Linked DNA regions of Homo sapiens: region 1 is linked to region 2. A link is a loop called in an ENCODE intact Hi-C map of the cell type or tissue named here. Cell type or tissue: HCT116. All regions are shown on one strand. Each heading gives the region's core, and the rest is flanking DNA. Links, peaks and the distances in the headings are about the cores only.

Region 1 (10,409 bases), core at 3,995-6,494, 54 kb after region 2:
GAATCTGAATTATTTGATCTAAACAAAAAGCTATAGAGAAGTAATAATTTAGACAGTACATTGAGTATTTCAGGGTAAAAAATAGTCATAGGTTCAAAATGTTTACTGAAGAGAGATAAAAAGAAAAATATGCTTTTGGAATTAAAGTTTCAACAACTGAGAGCAAACTGTATAGTTTTTATATAAATGCCAAATCTATTAATCAAACATGTAATTTCACAGCATCAAATGTTATAATTTTAATTGTAAATTCAACCACTAGATAAATAATTCTGAATCAAGTTTTTAGTATTTAATCATTCTAGGCTAGTTCTCTTTAAGTTTTAATTTTCCATAAAAATCATTTTAAAAAACACTTATTTGAATATATGTATACACAGCCAATTTTTAAAAAGGCATAATTTAGAAATCTGCATTTAATAGAATTATATTCTAAGAGACATCATCAAACCACTGATTGATTGTTAAAAATCTTACCTAGAACATTTCTGTTTCAGAATAGGTCTTGGAGGAACCTTTTCTTTTATGACCTTGTGTTCAAACTTTAAATAAAACAAAGACATCCAAAATTTGTCTCATACTCCCATGACATAAAACACAAAACCACAAGTAACAAGTATTTCAGAAGCACACATAATGTTCAGTTTGATAGAGAACAGTGATGATGTTCTGACCCAGACAAAAGCCCAGAAAGCTTTAGCAAAATAATTTACTGAAGAGGAACAAGAGGGTAGACACACTTGAGGAAAAAGTTTTTAAAAAATTAAGAGTAAGCAGACGATCTAATAAAGTGTAAATATTATTACAACTACCCACTCTTGCCATTCCCATGTCATGAAGTTAAAGGTAATCCCTCAAGACGCTCTTCCCCCTCCCTAAAAACCTGCACACCCACTACTGCCCAAAAGTTTACCGGGATTAAGAAAATGAAGTTATCAAAAACAGTAAAAATAGTAAAACTAAGATATAAAAAGCCTCCTTTTCCTATTAAGAAATAAAAGAATATAAGAATGCTTTCATTACAATGAAGCATTCTCACATCCCAGTATTTCCTATATTTTCTTAAATGAAGTAATTGTTTCTTTCCTGGAAAAGATCCAAATTACATGATATCTACAAATTCAAATCATGTTTCAAAAGGTGTAAACATTTTGGTTATCTATCTAACAAGGTTTCCCCTTTATTACTTACTTCACATTTAACTTCACCACCACTGCTGAAGATGATAATCTTAGAAATGACACCTTCACAGTCAGGGGTAAGACATATTCCTTGTAGAAAATCCTATTTGATTAAAAAAAAAAAAAACAAGAAAAATGTTATGTCTAGGGGGGATAAATCTATACACGTATACTATTTTTACCACTAGGAACAGTCAAAATACGGACTAAAACCATCTTCAGGCAAGTGGTGAAAATCCTTACTCACTGCCATGCGAATTTTAAGGCTTCCGTGTAGGAAAAATATACTTTCAGGTGTGGGTCTGACCATGTGACTTGTTTTCATCAATGCAAAGTGACCAGACATGACATACACATGTCTAGACAAAAGGTTTAACAAACACTTCATAGACTGGACATTGTTCTTTTTCCTCTGACACAGGAAGATGTTCCAGAAAAGGGTCATTCTTCAACTTAGATTGAGAAACAAGGAATAGAGCCACACAAAATAAAGCTGCTACAGCCCAGTCCCAGCCAACAACTGCAGAACTGCAGGACAAGTCATGTAAGCAAAAAACAAACTTCTCTGATGTATGCCACAAGATATTTGGGTTGCATCACTTCAGCATATCCTAGGGAAAGCTGACTAATTTACAGAGTGTATTTAAAATGATGGGAATAGTTAAGACCACTAAAAGAGGGTATATCACTAGAGAAACTCAATTTAGGTAAGACAAAGACATAGCAGAAGTGACTCAAAGGTGACAGTTATTTACTCATATCATTATATTGTTAATTAATTATGTGAAAATGTACAAAATGTGAGAATTTATTTCTACCATACTTTAATAATTGCTATTGTTAACAGATGCCTAGTACAACTGCCTCATTCTTTCCCCAATAAGAACAGTGGTCTGCATAAGCCTAAGAAGTGTAGGAAAAGGTCCATAGTTTCTATAGATCAGAAACAAATTCTATGAATACAAATAAGATTGTAATACTATGACTTCCCTCAAAGTATGTCTACTTAATGGTAATTAACATCATTATCTTGGTAATAAGAAAATCCCTGGAGAGAAATGGCAGTTTAAAATTGAAGTTGATCTTTCTTCCCAACATTAAAAAAATTGTTTTGAGTTGACTTCTTAGTACAAATTACCTCATCAAATTTTGGTTTTGAAATCCCTAATTCCACATCAAAACTTTCAAGTGGGGCCTGGTGCAGTGGCTCATGCCTATAATCCCAGCACTTTGGGAGGCTGAAGTAGGATCACTTGGGTCAAGGAGTCTGAGGCTGCAGTGAGCTACGACTGCACCACTGCACTCTAGCCTGGGCAACACAGTGAGATCCGTCTCTTTAAAAAAACAAAGCCTCTATGGTTAATGCCTTTATGATTGTCCAAATAAAAACAAATTTGATTTTCCACTTTATTATTAAAGTTATAATTTAAAATTTTCTAATTATGTGCAGAATGTTCAGGAAGGAATTCTTGGGGGAAAAATTGACATACAATAAGTATACTGAAAAATTCAGACAATCCTGTTATGCTTTACCTTGTCAATTTTATCATTAAAGGTTGTAGTTTTTAACTTCTTCCAGCAATTCATGTGAAATTCTATTTTACAGTACTGGCAACAGCTGATGCGTATAAAACCCTAGGGTTACAAAAAATTTTTTAATTAACGTTTTAAAGATGTCTCTGCACACTCACTCACTACAACATACATAAAGACAGAGAGAGCTTGACTAACATATTTATTTCCACAGCATAAAGTTGCATCATTCTTCAAAATATATCAAATATTTTATAAACATTATTTCATCTGATTTACTAACCAGGGACATTGGAACAGCAGGACAAGGGCAGCTACTAGCTTCTTGAATAAACCAGTATAACTCAATTAAGTGCCAGACTTATCTCAAATTTAGGTCTCTAACAGCTAATTCAATGATCACAATGACCTTTAGATTTGGGACTCAAATTTTATGAGAGATCAGAATTGCAACAAATCAGAGGTAACAATCTCACTTTGTTTCCTATCCTCCTAAGGTAGCTTGAAGAGGAAAAAGAATGAGCCAGCCTGCCTTCTCAGGTCACTACCCCAGCCCAGAGCGTTTATACATCAGTGGCTCTGGTTCCCATGTGAGACGATGTAGACCTAAAAAAGTCCAGGAAGGCTGGGCGTGGTGGTTCATACCTGTAATCCCACACTTTGGGAGGCTGAGGGGGTGGATCACGAAGTCAAGAGATCGAGACCATCCTGGCCAATATGGTGAAACCCTGTCTCTACTAAAAATGCAAAAATTAGCTGGGCGTGCTGGGACACGCCTGTAATCCCAGCTACTTGGGAGGCTGAGGCAGGAGAATTGCTTGAACCCAGGAGGCGGAGGTTGCAGTGAGCCAAGATCGTGCCACTGCACTCCAGCCTGGGTGACAGAGTGAGACTTATCTCAAAAAAAAAAAAAAAATCCTGGGAAAGGGGTGGACGACTGCTAACTAGCCAGAGAACTTGGGTGCCTCCAATTACAGATTGTTTTGAGCCCATTTTAAGAAATGATTTTGCAAGTTAATGTCCCACTGTACACTCATTATTTACCTTAAAGTCTGGATCAGTTATGTATATCTGGATCTTAGAATATCCATGGCACTTCTGATAGCAACAAATGGCATCTGGCACTGGAGGGAACTTGCATTCTTCAACAAATTTCTCTAACAGCATCTAAAACAAAATAAACAAAAATGATACCATTACAATACTAATCTGTCAATAAAAATGCTTGTGATTTCAATAACCTCTTGCCATCAAAATATTTTCAGCATAAGAATGACTAAATTTTTTCACCAACAACAAACTACATACAACTTTTAAAGTTTTTCCTTTTAAAAGGAAGGCTGATAAGAGACATAAGAGAGATTTAAAAAGAGGACTGGACAAAATTTTTTTTCAGAATTTCGAAAGAATCAAAATTTTGTCCTGTTACAATCATCAAATCGCATTTTATAATTTACAGCTCTCAGAAATCTTCCATAAGCATTAAGAGGAAGTCAAGTAAGGCAGAATAACCCTTAGGGTAATCCTGAGGACTTTACCAGGCTCCTCTTGCCCAACATCACCTCATCCAGAATCCTAACACTCCCATTATCTTCCTCCTTGCAGCTCTGCCACTGTTGTTTGTGGACTCCCTGGAGAATTATTCCACTGCTAATGAAGCCCCCAAGAGACTCATGCCATGCTTCCAGTGCTGGCTTTTTGTTATCAATAGCTCCTATGCCTCTATCCCAATCTTGTATGAAGAGAGGTAAATCCAAGAATCCCTGTGTTGTATTTTTTATAATAGCTTTGTTGAGACATAATTTACACACTATACAACTCAAATGAAGTGTACGGTTCGGTGTTCTTAGCATATTCACAGGATGTGCTGACATCACCACGGTCTAAATTTAGAACATTTTCAAAAAGAAACTCCATACGCATTAGCAGTCCCTCCTCATTTTCCCCTAACCTTCCAGGCCCAGCAATCACTGGTCTACTTTCTGTCACTATATACAGACTTGCTTATTCTGGAGATTTCATAGGAATGGACTCACACAAGCCCTTTGTGTTTGGCTTCTTTTACTTAGCATAATGTTTCCAAGGTCCATCCATGCTGCAGCATGTTATCAGTACTCTTTTTTTTTTTTGAGACAGCGTCTCACTCTGTCACTCAGGCTGGAGTGCAGTGGCACGATCTCAGCTCACTGCAACCTCTGCCTCCTGGGCTCAACTGACCCTTCCACCTCAGCCTCCTGAGTAGCTGGGACTACAGGCATGTGCCACTATGTTTGGCTAATTTTTGTATTGATGGGTTTCGCCATGTTGCCCAGGCTGGTCTTGAACTCCTGAGCTCAAGCAATCCTCCTGCCTTGGCCTCCCAAAGTGGTAGGATTACAGGCGTAAGCCACCAAGACTGGCCATTTGTTTTTGAGGCAGACTCTCACTCTGTTGCCCAGGCTGCACTGCAGTGGCACAATCAAGGCTCACTGCAGCCTCAACCTCCCAGGTTCCAATACTTACGTACCCATTTATCAGCTCACGAATACTTGGGCTATTTCCCATTTTGGGCTATTATGACTAATGCTGCTATGAACATTCATGTACAAGTTTTTGTGAGAACATGTTTTCCTTTCTCTGTACACACCTAGGAGTGAAACTGCTGGATCATATGGTATGCTACAGTTTGAATGTTTGACCCTCCAAACCACACATTGAAATCTGATCCCCGGTGTTGGAGGTGAGGCACAGTGGGAGGTGTTTTGAGTCATGGCGACGAATCTCTCATGAACAGATTAATTCCCTCCCTGGGGTGAGTGAGTTCTCACTCCATTAGTTCCCTAAAGAGTTGGTTGTTAAAAAGAGCCTGGCACTTCCCTGTCTCTCACTATATGATCTCTACAGACAGGCTCTCCTACGCCTTCTGACATGAGTAGGAGCTATTGAAGGCCTTCACCAGCAGGTGCTGACACCATGCTTCTTATACAGCCTGCAAAACCATAAGCCAACTTTTCTTCATAAATCACCAGTCTCAGGTACTTCTTTATAGCAACACAAATGGACTGAGACATGGTAACTCTATGTTTAACTGTTTGAGGAACTGCCAGACTATTTTCCAAAGCAGCTGCATCATTATACATTACCACCAGCAGTGTCTGAATGTTCCCATTTTTCTACACCCTTGCCAATATTTATTGTCTGCCCACATCCTAATGAGTGTGAAGTGGTATCTCACTGTGGTTTTGATTTGTGTTTCTCTGATAGCTAATGATGCTGAATGTCTTTTCATGTGCTAATTTTGGCCATTTGTATATCTTCGTTGCAGAAATGTCTATTCAGATCCTTTGACTACTTCTTAGATTATTTGTCTTTTTATTATTGAGTTGTAAAAGTTGACTTCTGTGATTTTAAAAGCTTCAGCCAAAATCAAGTTCTGAGTACATGTGAGAGTTCACTACAAGTAAAAGCCTATCTCAGTCATTTCACACGTAAGTCTTTCTAGAACAAGCAAAGCATCTTTATGCTTCTGGATATGAGACTAAATTCATATTTTTCTAAATCTTCAAGTACCATCTCAGTAACTGTGGTAACTTTATGATGAAACAACAATACTATACCTTCCTCTAAGTACAACCAAGTCCAGCAGAGTGCATGATCATGCATACTCAGAAGTCAGAATGCCTGGACTCAAGTTCCAGGACCACAATTTGCTTGCTGTTTCACCTTGAGTGCATCATTTCACCTCTCTAAACTTAACCTTCCTCATCTGTAAAATGGGAATGATCACAGTGCCCCCCTGCACGGGGCTGCTATAAGGATTAAGCATAATGATAAATGAAGGTACACACTGGCACACAGAAAACATTCAATAAATGTCAGAGATTCTCATTAGACAGTAGAGGGGAAATGCGTGTAAGGGAGGTGGGGATGGAATGCTCCTACCTCTCCGCCTCCTGATACCTGAGTCAGTCAATGCAGATAAGCATTCACAGTAAGAAACACTCTGCAAAAATAAATGGTTACCTTTATTTTTTGTGGCTGAGACTCTTCAATAATCACATTACTCGTGGGCCAAGTTAACACTCCAGGAAGACGATAAATCAAGGTTCTTGCTTTCTCAAAGTGATTGAGAGCTTCTAGAAATCTAAAGTCATAATTATGAAAAAGGCATTAAAGATGTAAAATGGTATTTTCACTCCCTTCAAAAGTCACCAAAGATCTCAAGCTTACTGGGACGAATACATTTGATGAATCACTGAACAGCAATATTCAATGTAACCTAAATTTTCTTTAAAAAAACAAAGTCACTATTGCTGTTTGCTATAAAAGTAATATACATTAAACACAACTCGTCTTGGACACTGGCTTTATTGTGGCAGGTGTACACTTTTTTGTTGTTTGTTGTTTATATATATATATTTTTTTTATTATACTTTAAGTTCTAGGGTACATGTGCACAACGTGCAGGTTTGTTACATAGGTATACATGTGCCATGTTGCTGTGCTGCACCCATTAACTGGTCCTTTACCTTAGGTATATCTCCTAATGCTATCCCTCTCCCCTCCCCCCACCTCACAACAGGCCCCAGTGTGTGATGTTCCCCTTCCTGTGTCCATGTGTTCTCATTGTTCAATTCCCACCTACGAGTGAGAACATGCGGTGTTTGGTTTTTTGTCCCTGCAACAGTTTGCTGAGAATGATGGTTTCCAGCTTCATCCATGTCCCTACAAAGGACATGAACTCATCCTTTTTTATGGCTGCTTAGTATTCCATGGTGTATATGTGCCACATTTTCTTAATCCAGTCTATCACTGAGGGACATTTGGGTTGGTTCCAAGTCTTTGCTATTGTGAATAGTGCCGCAATAAACATATGTGTGCATGTGTCTTTATAGCAGCATGATTTATAATCCTTTGGGTATATACCGAGTAATGGGATGGCTGGGTCAAATGGTATTTCTAGTTCGAGATCCCTGAGGAATCGCCACACTGACTTCCACAATGGTTGAACTAGTTTACAGTCCCACCAACAGTGTAAAAGTGTTCCTATTTCTCCACATCCTCTCCAGCACCTGTTGTTTCTTGACTTTTTAATGATCGCCATTCTAACTGGTGTGAGACGGTATCTCATTGTGGTTTTGATTTGCATTTCTCTGATGGCCAGTGATGATGAGCATTTTTTCATGTGTCTGTTGGCTGCATAAATGTCTTCTTTTGAGAAGTGTCTGTTCATATCCTTTGCCCACTTTTTGATGGGGTTGTTTTTTTCTTGTAAATTTGTTTGAGTTCTTTGTAGATTCTGGATATTAGCCCTTCGTCAGATGAGTAGATTGCAAAAATTTTCTCCCATTCTGTAGGTTGCCTGTTCACTCTGATGGTAGTTTCTTTTGCTGTGCAGAAGCTCTTTAGTTTAATTAGATCCCATTTGTCAATTTTGGCTTTTGTTGCCATTGCTTTTGGTGTTTTAGACATGAAGTCCTTACCCATGCCTATGTCCTGAATGGTAATGCCTAGGTTTTCTTCTAGGGTTTTTATGGTTTTAGGTCAAACATTGAAGTCTTTAATCCATCTTGAATTAATTTTTGTACAAGGTGCAAGGAAGAGATCCAGTTTCAGCTTTCTACATATGGCTAGCCAGTTTTCCCAGCACCATTTGTTGAATAGTGAATCCTTTGCCTATTTCTTGTTTTTGTCAGGTTTGTCAAAGATCAGATAGTTGTAGATGTGTGGTATTATTTCTGAGGGCTCTGTTCTGTTCCATTGGTCTATATCTCTGTTTTGGTACCAGTAACATGCTGTTTTGGTTACTGCAGCCTTGTAGTATAGTTTGAAGTCAGGTAGCGTGATGCCTCCAGCTTTATTCTTTTGGCTTAGGATTGACTTGGCAATGCGGGCTCTTTTTTGGTTCCATATGAACTTTAAAGTAGTTTTTTCCAATTCTGTGAAGAAAGTCATTGGTAGCTTGATGGGGATGGCATTGAATCTATAAATTACCTTGGCAATATGGCCATTTTCACGATATTGATTCTTCCTATCCATGAGCATGGAATGTTCTTCCATTTGTTTGTATCCTCTTTTATTTCATTGAGCAGTGGTTTGTAGTTCTCCCTGAAGAGGTCCTTCACATCCCTTGTAAGTTGGATTCCTAGGTATTCTCTTTGAAGCAACTGTGAATGGGAGTTCACTCATGATTTGGCTCTCTGTTTGTCTGTTACTGGTGTATAAGAATGCTTGTGATTTTTGCACATTGATTTTGTATCCTGGGACTTTGCTGAAGTTGCTTATCAGCTTAAGAAGATTTTGGGCTGAGACGATGGGGTTTTCTAGATATACAATCATGTCATCTGCAAACAGGGACAATTTGACTTCCTCTTTTCCTAATTGAATACCCTTTCTTTCTTTCCCCTGCCTGATTGCCCTGGCCAGAACTTCCGACACTATGTTGAATAGGAGTGGTGAGAGAGGGCATCCCTATCTTGTGCCAGTTTTCAAAGGAAATGCTTCCAGTTTTCGTCCATTCAGTATGATACTGGCTGTGGGTTTGTCATAAATAGCTTTTATTATTTTGAGATACGTCCCATCAATACCTAATTTATTGAGAGTTTTAGCATGAAGGGCTGTTGAATTTTGTCAAAGGCCTTCTCTGCATCTATTGAGATAATCATGCGGTTTTTGTCTTTGGTTCTGTTTATATGCTGGATTACATTTATTGATTTGTGTATGTTGAACCAGCCTTGCATCCCAGGGATGAAGCCCACTTGATCATGGTGGATAAGCTTTTTGATGTGCTGCTGGATTCGGTTTGCCAGTATTTTATTAAGGATTTTTGCATGGATGTTCATCAGGGATATTGTCTAAAATTCTCTTTTTTTGTTGTGTCTCTGTGTTATTGCTGTTTTTGAGATGGAGTCTCACTCTGTCGCCCAGGCTGGAGTACAGTGGTGCAATCTCAGCTCACTGCAACCTCCGCCTCCTGGGTTCAAGTGATTCTTTCTGCCTCAGCCTCCTGAGTAGCTGGAACTACAGGCACGCACCACCACACCCAGCTAATTTTTGTATTTTTAGTACAGACAGGGTTTCAACATATTGGTCAGGCTGGTCTCAAACTCCTGACCTCAAGTGATTCACCCACTGGCCTCCCAAAGTGCTGGGATTCCAGGTGTGCGCCACTGTGCCTGGCCAAAAAAAAACTTTCTTTAATTTAAAAAAAACTATAAAGGAGGTTCTAGGCACATTCTAAGATGGCTGGGGGGGGGATTCCCCAAAATCTCATAAAATTTCCCCTAACAAGTTACATGAAAATTTAAAGACAGTTAGAAATTATAAATAATATTCAATCAGTCAACAATTATTTCTTTATAATCTAACATACCTACCTCTATATTGGGTACAAGTGGCAGAAACAGATTTTCTTTTTTTAAAGCTCAAGACATAATCCTGTCCCCTCAGGGACATACTGACATTCGGGGAGACAAGACTAAGAGACATGAGGCATTTAGAGAACAGCTTCAATATTAAACTGCAGGTAAGGATTACAACTACAATAGAGTTCAGAGGACAGACTTTTATATTCCTAACTCACTCATGATGTCTTTGAACACATATATACCTCTTATTTAAAACCATCTTCATACAGATTTTTAAAAAATAATTAAATCAAAAAAATTAAACAATCAGATTTTAAAAACATTAGTTTATATCAATTCACTCACTATC
Region 2 (8,967 bases), core at 5,924-8,423:
ACCAGCTTTTCCAGGGAAGCAAAACAGCATTTGCCAATGACTGTGGTGTTAGTACTCCAACGATGGTTGATTTCAAGCTACCAGTGTCACCCCACTAAACACAGAGTTGGGAAGAGTTGCATTATACGGTATTTCCACCATACAGATACTATAGACCTCAATAATCCCAACATAATAAGTTGAGGTAATCAGGAGTACATTGGTTTTTGATATAAGTGTATACATGATTCAATTTTTTTTTTTGTTTTTTGAGACAGGGTCTCACTCTGTCCCCCAGGCTGGAGTGCAGTGGTGTGATTACAGCTCACTGTAGCCTCTCACACCCCAGACCTTCACCCATGCCCCAGAGAACAGCAAAACAGGTCCTTGCTAAGTACATGGTCCTACCTGCTAGAACCAGGAAACTTCAAGACAACTTAAAATACCCTGTGTATTGGTCCGTTCTCACGCTGCTATAAAGAACTACCTGAGACCGGCTAATTTATGAAGAAAAGAGGTTTAATTGACTCACAGATCCACAGGCTTAACAGGAAGCATGGCTGGGAGACTCAGGAAAATGTACAATCATGGAGGAAGGTGAAGGGGAAGCAAGCATGACTTACATGGGGGCAGGAGAGAGAGAGCCAAAGGGGAATGCCACACACTTCTAAACTATCAGATCTCATGAGGACTCACTATCATGAGATCAGCAAGGGGGAAATCCGCCCCCATGATCCAATCACCTCCCACCAGGCCCTTCCTCCTATTCGACGTGAGATTTGGGCAGGGACACGAATCCAAACCCTATCACCCTGCCAGCAATGTTCTAATTTATATTTCCTTGGTGATTGATTTTGAACAAATGTGGCTATCAAAATGCCTACAAACCATCTGGATACTTGCGAAGTGCCTATTCAAATCTCTTGCCTATTTCTAATATATTGTTATCTTTTTCTTACTGATTTGTAGTTATTTGTACATTCTGGAGGAGTCTTGTTGGAAGTGTGGATTACCAGCGTCTTCCACTTCATGGTTTGCCTTTTCACTCTCTCAACAGCAACTTAAGAGTTCTTAGTGCAGACCAAAATCCAGTTTATCAACATTTTATTCTTGGAGCTAGTGATTCCTTAAAATCTTTGCCTATTCCAGGGGCAGGAAGATTGTCTGTTTTCTTGTAGAAGCTGCATTATTTTGCTTTCCATATTGAGGACTGTGATCCATTGGGAATTGACATTTGTATATGCTGTGAGAGGTCAAGCTTCATTTATTTTCATATGGAGATCTTGTTTTTGTTTTTGTTTTGAGACAGGGTAACTCTGTCACCCAGGCTGGAGTGCAGTGGTGCAGTCTCGGCTCACTGCAACTTCTGCCTCTCAGGCTCAAGTGATCCTCCCACTTCAGCCTCCCAAGTAGCTGGGACCACAGGCATGTGCCACCGTGCCTAGCTAATTTTTGCATTTTTTGCAGATGGGGTTTCACTATGTTGTCCAGGCTTGTCTCAAACTCCTGAGCTCAAACAATCTGCCCACCTCAGCATCCCAAAGTGCTGGGATTTCAGATGTGAGCCACCAGGCCCTGGCCCCCAAATTATTCTTCTTAACATAGTTAAAAGTCTCTTTTTGCCATGATGGTTTATCAATCCGACTTGATTAATGGATGACTCATTAGGATTTTCTAGTTTACTATTGTTTAGTTTCTGCATTCTTGCTAATATTTATCTTTTTTCACCTTTAAAGGGAGAATAGGAAGAGACAGTATAAAGTGGAGGCAATGGGCTGGGCACAGTGCCTCATGCCTATAAATCCCTGCACTTTGGGAGGCCAAGGCAGGTGGATCACCTGAGGTCAGGAGTTCCAGACCAGCCTGGTCAACGTGATAAAACCGTGTCTCTACTAAAAATATAAAAATTAGCCAGGTGTACTGGTGTGCATTTGTAATCCCAGCTACTCAGGAGGCTGAGGCAGAAGAATCGCTTGAACCTAGGAGGTGGAGGTTTCAGTGAGTGGAGATCATGCCACTGCACTCCAGCCTGGGCGACAGAGCTAGACTCCGTCTCAAAAAAAAAAAAAAAGTAGAGGCGATGATGGAACAAATGGTAACAGTTCTCACCCTAAGCCAGGGAGTCTGGACTACACACCTCCACTACAATGAGCCTTGCCTGGCCACACCGATGCTCCAGGGCATATCCCTAGTGAGCCCACCACAGGGCCCTGATCCTCAACCCAAACTGGATAGGAAAGGTTGACTCAAAGCTGCTCAGTCCGATAATTTGGGAAAGCCAAAAGGTGAAATGATCCATTGCTATAGAATCACAATATTCCTGAAGTCAATTCAGGGAGATCTCAGGAACAAAGCTGTTATTTTCCAAAACGACTTTGAGGTGATCTGATTTCTTCTTGCTCTTTTCACCACTGGATCGTGTTCCAATCCAGGCCACACTGAGGAAGTGGACTTCCTAACTAACGGCGGCTTTCCTACTGTACTATCCTACTCTTTCTTGTGCAATTTCCAGGCCCTTAATCTTAGTGACAGTTAGTTGTTAGCTCCGGTTATCACGAGTTTGTGTGCAGGCACTGTGCTGAGCACTTCACCAGGAATTTACTCATCTGTATACCCTCCCAGCTTCTCCTTCTGATACCTTCTTTCTTTCTGAGGTCATACTGCAGATGCTTTTTGGTCCTCATTCTGACCAACCATCCTATCACTTTACGGCCTCTGCTTTTTCAGCCTCCTGAGTAAGTACCTCAGGCTGACAGAAGGAACTTCCATCTTTGCTATTGTGTCTTCTACTGTTTCCTTTAATTCCCTTCTCCAGTCATCTGACTAAAAAACTACTCTAAAATAGTTTTACTGCTTCAGTTTGTGGTGTGTTGAGCACTTTGACCACCTGCTGCGACTGCACACACACACACACACACACATCCTTTATCCGTGGGAGATATGTTCCAAGACCTCCAGTGGATGCCTGAAACCACAGAAAATTCCAATCCCCACATATGCAATGTTTTCTCCTATACATATGTATCTATGATGAAGTTTAATTTATAAATTAGGCACAGTAAGAAATGAACAACTAGAACTAGTAATAAAATAGAACAATTACACTGTAGTAAAGATTATGTGAGTGTGGTCTCTCCCCCTTAAAATATCTTATTGTACTGCACTGTACTTGCCTATTTTCAGACCACGGCTGACCGTGGGTAACAAACTGTGGAAATCAAAATCACGAATAAGTGGGGGCACTTCTGTAGTCTTTGAGATTACCTTAAAACCGTAGTAACATTTTGCATTGCTGGGGCACCACTTCAATTTTATACCAGGCTATCCATTATTCATAACATAGATTAAGCAGTTCAGCAGGGAAAACTAATCTAAAATCTTTTTTTTTTTTTTTTTTTTTTGAGACGGAGTCTCGCTCTGTCACCCAGGCTGGAGTGCAGTGGTGCGATCTCGGCTCACTGCAAGCTCCGCCTCCCGGATTCACGCCATTCTCCTGCCTCAGCTTCCCAAGTAGCTGGGACTACAGGCACACACCACGATGCCCGGCTAGTTTTTTGTATTTAGTAGAGACGGGGTTTCACTGTGTTAGCCAGGATGATCTCAATCTCCTGACCTCGTGATCCGCCCACCTCGGCCTCCCAAAGTGCTGGGATTACAGGCGTTAGCCACCGCGGCCGGCCTAAATTCTTAAGGAATAGTCATTGCTTTAAATTAAATTAAATGCCATCAGACTAAAAATACGTACTGATAATACTTTGAATACACTTGAAAAAACAGAAGACAGATTTTGAAAATGAGCTTTCTTCAAATGAGCTTTCACTCTGTGAGTGCTCAGCATACCCAGAAGCCCCTCTATAGAGGAAACCCCATCGACAGCCTCAGTGGCCCATAAATCCACAAATGCCTCAAAAAATATACCAAGGAATGCAATTTATCTTCAACATCCTTATATGTATTCACATGAAAAATCTCTTAATTTAGCCTTAAGAAGTAAACTCTATCATCTCTGTGTGAACTCCTATAGTCGATCTTACGCAGGCACAAAGGAAAATTCTGACCCAGGCCCTAAAACGCCCTGAGATCCCTGGTCAGACTCCTCAGACACAGCATGGCGTGGCTGTTCTTTCCTGACGAAAGCACTCTTAAAATGTTAGCATGACATACATGTCCTAAGTTTTCCAGAAGAATGCATTTTTAAACTTCTCTAAGAAAGAATGGACAAGAGTGACAGTGAACTTCTCATTTTAGAATGTTCTTTATTCTGACAGTTGTTGGACAAATATAAGGCATGTTCACAAGTATCTGAAGTTATGTACAAAACACACTCATTCAACGGATGTTCCTCTTCTCCTTTTGTACTTGCTGCTGCAAACTGATCCTCATGCACGTTAACACCCATAGCGCTCAATTCTTATGGATATGCAGACAGTGTTTTGGGGACCACCGTGGAGAATCTGTTTCAAACTAAGGCGTGAGCTTCTAAGAACTAAGTCACTAAGACATCAGAACTCACAGTGAACAAAGGCAGAGGAAGGTGACCAAATCAGCTCATAAACTCATGACTCTAAGTTTCCAGTGGAACAAAGAACACATTGAAAAACATTTTTTGATCCTTCATGTTGGAGAGAAATGGAATGTGACCAGAATTCATGGTTCTATATTTACCACTGTCTAAAAGTCACAAAACAATATCTAATTTTTTCATGGTTTCTAATGCAGTTACAGTTTTGTTCTTAGGTCACAGTACAAGACTGCATGCATACTTTACACAAATATCAAACACAGAACGATTGTAACACAGATACCTCAGGGTTGTCTAAAGACACAGCTTCTCTTTTTGTGGTGGGGTGGGGAAGGAGAATGGTGGTGGCCATTTCCACACACAGCCTGTTGTGTGCTCAGCACGGCTGGATGCGGATCCCAAGCACTCGCTGACTGACTCACAGAAGAGGACAGAAGCTGCTAAGGAAGGCAGCGGAGTTCAAAGAGCAGGCTCCAACCGGGGGCTGGGATGACGGACACACAGCCTCGATTCCAGGGGGAAAAAGTCTTAGTCGATACTAATTAAAAAGTGTTAATGATTTTTGAAAATCAGATTACATCTATAAAAGATGAAAAGCAAACACTTAAAACAATCTAACGGGGGAACATAAAATAATAAAAAATCAAATGCAGATGGGATTTCACAAAGAGGAGATTTGAATCTTTTGGTCTAAATCAGCCAATATTTTAACATTAACTATAAATTATTAAAATATAGTTTGCTTATGCCCATCCTTAAAATGCAGAATCTTTGAGGAAAAATATAGGCATATCAGGAATACAGACTCTTGTAAAAAATTTAAAAAGTCAGTATCATCTCTCTTGTGGAGCTACCAGAACAGGTTTTTCAAACAGAAAAGGGGAACAAACGTGGGGAACAAACGTGGGGCGCTTGGCTATGTTAAGAATTCTTATCACTAGAATACTGCTTCGAGACGTTCATAGTACTTTCCAAAAGAAGCCACCCACCTCAAAGAGCCCTGCGCAGCCCCAGTGACCCATGAGTGTGGTAGCCGTCATTTTATTAGCCACTGTTGGCAATCATCAAAGTATTCACTCAGAGTGGGGAAATTACTTAATATCAGCGATATTAACGATTTCCATGTATTTAGCTTTGTGACACACAATGCACAAGGGTCTTCAAATGTTTGTTTTTTACACCAGTGGTAGAAAATTGTCATTCTTCGGATTCAACACACTGGTGGATGACACTTTAGTGAAGTGTGACTACCTAGAAGAGCAGGAAGGCAGCTCCTGATTCTGACTGGGCCAGCCTCTTCCAGAAGGTGACTCTTCTGTCAGGAGATCACGACCCTGGCAGGCCGGGCAAGCGCTCTGCCCTTTAAGCCACTGCTTAAAGCACTGAAAAGGAGAAAACAAAATCAGAAGATGCCTTCAGGACCATGAGGAAGCTTAGCTCCCCTGTGCTGCTGGGCTCCTTGGCAGGCGTGGCTCACTTGCCCTTGGTCTCTTGGGCCTGGAGCTGCCCAATACTCAGGGACACCAACACCCGCTCAGGCCAGAGTGTGGACAAAGCCCCAGCCGCAAACGATCCCACCTCAGGGTCAGATCCTGAGCGCTCTGGGCCTCCAACCTGGCCTCAGGGGGTGGTCTTGCCCTGATCCCCGGTTCCAGGCTCGGCTCTTCCACTTCAGCTGCGCCAAATTCCAGAGCCTGGCATTCTCGGCCCTATGACCCAATCACTCATTCTTAGCCCATCCCTTGGCCTGGCCTTGGCCCTTGGCTCTGGAACAGCCCTCCAGCCTGCACGCCACACTCCTGCTGCTGCTGCCCACACTGCAGAGGCTGTGGACAGTCAGCTAGCCCAAATATAAGACCCTGTACCCAAGGAGGCACACCACACCAGAGACTTGGCAAGTGGTCTCAATTCCTTTCAGTGAGCATGCTGTATTTATCCCGTTCCAAGGGATTAGCAAATCCCCATGGCAGAGACCTGATCTGTTCTAACCCAGCAGCAGGGGTGCACACAAATGCTCACGGTACCTAGAACACCATGATAGTTCACACACAGATCCCAGAACGGTACGAGCAGGACTGTCCCTGGGTCAGGCAGAAGGGACTCAGCTAGGTTTAGTTTTTCTCCTCTAAAATGTTAAACTGACTTCATATACTACACTAAGTCAAAAAAATGGTTTCACTGTTTCTCCATTTAGTCAAGTGTGTAAGAAATCACCTTTCAAGGAACTAATACTGCTTTGAATCTCAGCACTAACGAGTGGCTGGAGCTGCTGTTCCCCTCTCCCCACAAGGGATGGAAAGGACGGTCTCCAGAGCTGCCCTTCCTGCAGAGCTGGTGTGAGGACAGGGAGGCACTGAACACTGACACGGGAGGTTTGCAAAGAAAATAGTTTGAAAGCACAATAAATACTGATGACTAGAAAACAATTCCTTTCTTATTTTGAAAATATTTGAAGGTCCCAATGCATGCTGTAAGGATGGCCAAAAAGAGCTCTTACCCCTTTGTGATACTTGTGCCCACATTTGAGCACACGCACGTTTTTTGATTTGAACACCTCGTGGCATATTTCACAGGAACTTGCACCCAGTGCCTGTGGAAACAAACACACCTGAATAGTAAAGAATAACTACAGTTGTTTTTATGACACGAGTTCTTCCTTCAAGTGGCCTTCAAACATCTTCTGCCACAAAGGGTGGCAAATTATTCACAATTACAGCTAAACAGTCTGAGGAAACAACTTATTTTTTAATAGCATTTCTTAAGAAAAAATATAAAAATACAAAAAGAAAAGTATAAAGTTCTAATTTCCTCAGAGAAAAAACTGTTTTATGTGACCAGAAGATCCCCAGGTGAAGATTACCATACCTAAAGTACAGTATGGGATAATCACATGGCATGGTGTGAATTAATCATACATTTAATCATCTAACAGTTGAGGGTAGTAAATTCCAACACATCCACACAATGGGCTATTGTGTAGCCAAAAGGAAAATCATGACGGAAGCCCATAATCCCTGACATAGAAAGCTGGCCCCAACAGCCTGCTGAATGAAAGCAGCTAACAAGACAACATGTATCATATATAACTCACTTTTTAATAAAGGGGCTGCATGTATACATACATGCCTAGAAAAACAGTTAACAGTGGTTGCCTCAGGGTAAGGGAGATTTAATCTTTTTCTTTACTATTTTCTAGTTTCTATGAGCATGGATTACTTGTGCAAATCAAAACAAAACAAACGGATGGCTCATCCGGCAAACATCCATGGGCAGGGTTGGTGTCGGGTGCTGGACGCAGAGATGAATGGAGGGCTCTGGCCTCAGCGGCTCACAGTCTGGTGAGCATAGACAGTGCTTTCGATGTGAGAGCAGACCTGAGTGTCGCCTGGGACTCCAGGCACAGTTCTCCCTGCAGCTCACAGCACTTACCCTTACTGCACCATTAACTTCTACTCTAGCTCACTGCCTCTTAACTCTGAGCGCCTTGAAGGCACAAAATGAGTCCCATCTGGGTCTTTAGCAGCTGGCAGAAAACCTAGCTCAAACTCATGCTCTAAAAACCCCTGCTGAGGGAGTGGGCGAATGCAGGCAGCCCTGGCAGTGGGATCAAGTTCAGGGAGTGGCACTGGAGGCATCACCCCAAGGCTGAGAAGACCTTGAACTGCTGTTCAGGGTTTTGCTGTCTCTCCCAAGGCATGACTCGGCCCAGGAGGAGATGGGGCAGATGCTGCAGAAGGAGGGTTCATGCCCCTCCACTGCTGCCCATGACTCGAGGGTCAGGGAAGAAGAGGAAGTGCCAGACCGGGGAAGAGCCATTGAAGGCCTCTCCAATGCCCAGTGCAAAGCTCGGAGCCAGGTTTAGTTTGAAAAAAATATACACTTAACTTGACCGTTTTCTATTTCCTAGAAAAGATGGGCACAGTATATTTCTAACTAAAAGAAAAAAAGGACAACCACAATAAAAAAAAAAATGGAAAACAACCAAAACATTCAGCCCCTCAGAGAACATACAAAGTGTGACTAGCGTATTCAGTTTTGACTAATTCACATATCCATGCATTCAAGAGTTTAGAAAAATATATACCAAAGTGGTAATACTGATTACAGGGCGGGTTTTTAAATGCCCTTTTTATTTGTATTTTCTATTGTATGTAATACTTTGTAATTTGAAAATTAATACTTTTAATTTTAACAAACTATGGTTATCAAATTAGGTCCCAGTTTGAACACATATTTTTCTTTCTCATACAATCTGGTGAAGTTTCAGTAAGTCAGCTTTTATATCTTCGTTACTACAAACATCCATCATGAAGCAAAAACAGAACCCTCTTCTCCAGGCAATCACGGTCTATCTTGGGGTGGGTGTGGCCACACGACACATTGACACATCTGTGTAATTCCAAAGCCATGGTTACACAGAAGAAAATTATTCAAAAATGATTTCCCCAACTGTTCAAAATACCACA

The links. Hi-C counts contacts between places; a loop is a spot of excess contacts. Peaks named below come from ENCODE experiments on the same cell type or tissue, not always from the same donor. Only the 100,000 strongest peaks of a DNase experiment are listed, where the experiment ranks them.
Region 1: a loop joins it to region 2, with 2.9 times the contacts of the local background. A loop is called at or near these places in 1 of 110 quality-filtered maps.

What each region holds. Positions count from the first base shown.
Region 1 is chr21:37,140,953-37,151,361 of GRCh38, reverse strand. TTC3 (tetratricopeptide repeat domain 3) reads right to left here. Exons shown (of 46, transcript NM_001330683.2): 21 at 6,717-6,837; 22 at 3,759-3,881; 23 at 2,715-2,816; 24 at 1,192-1,284; 25 at 478-542. Among named protein-coding and RNA genes, the nearest start is that of TTC3-AS1, 48 kb to the left of the region's middle. RefSeq lists an enhancer at 3,524-4,024. In HCT116, for the core only: no CTCF peak of the experiment used is centred there; a DNase peak (open chromatin) is centred at 5,471.
Region 2 is chr21:37,198,356-37,207,322 of GRCh38, reverse strand. It overlaps TTC3 (tetratricopeptide repeat domain 3), which reads right to left. Exons shown (of 46, transcript NM_001330683.2): 45 at 6,999-7,091; 46 at 4,216-5,883. The coding sequence ends at 5,749. Among named protein-coding and RNA genes, the nearest start is that of DSCR9, 5.7 kb to the left of the region's middle. RefSeq lists an enhancer at 1-156. In HCT116, for the core only: no CTCF peak of the experiment used is centred there; DNase peaks (open chromatin) are centred at 7,462, 7,752 and 8,032; H3K4me3 peaks cover 876 bases; H3K27ac peaks cover 1,492 bases.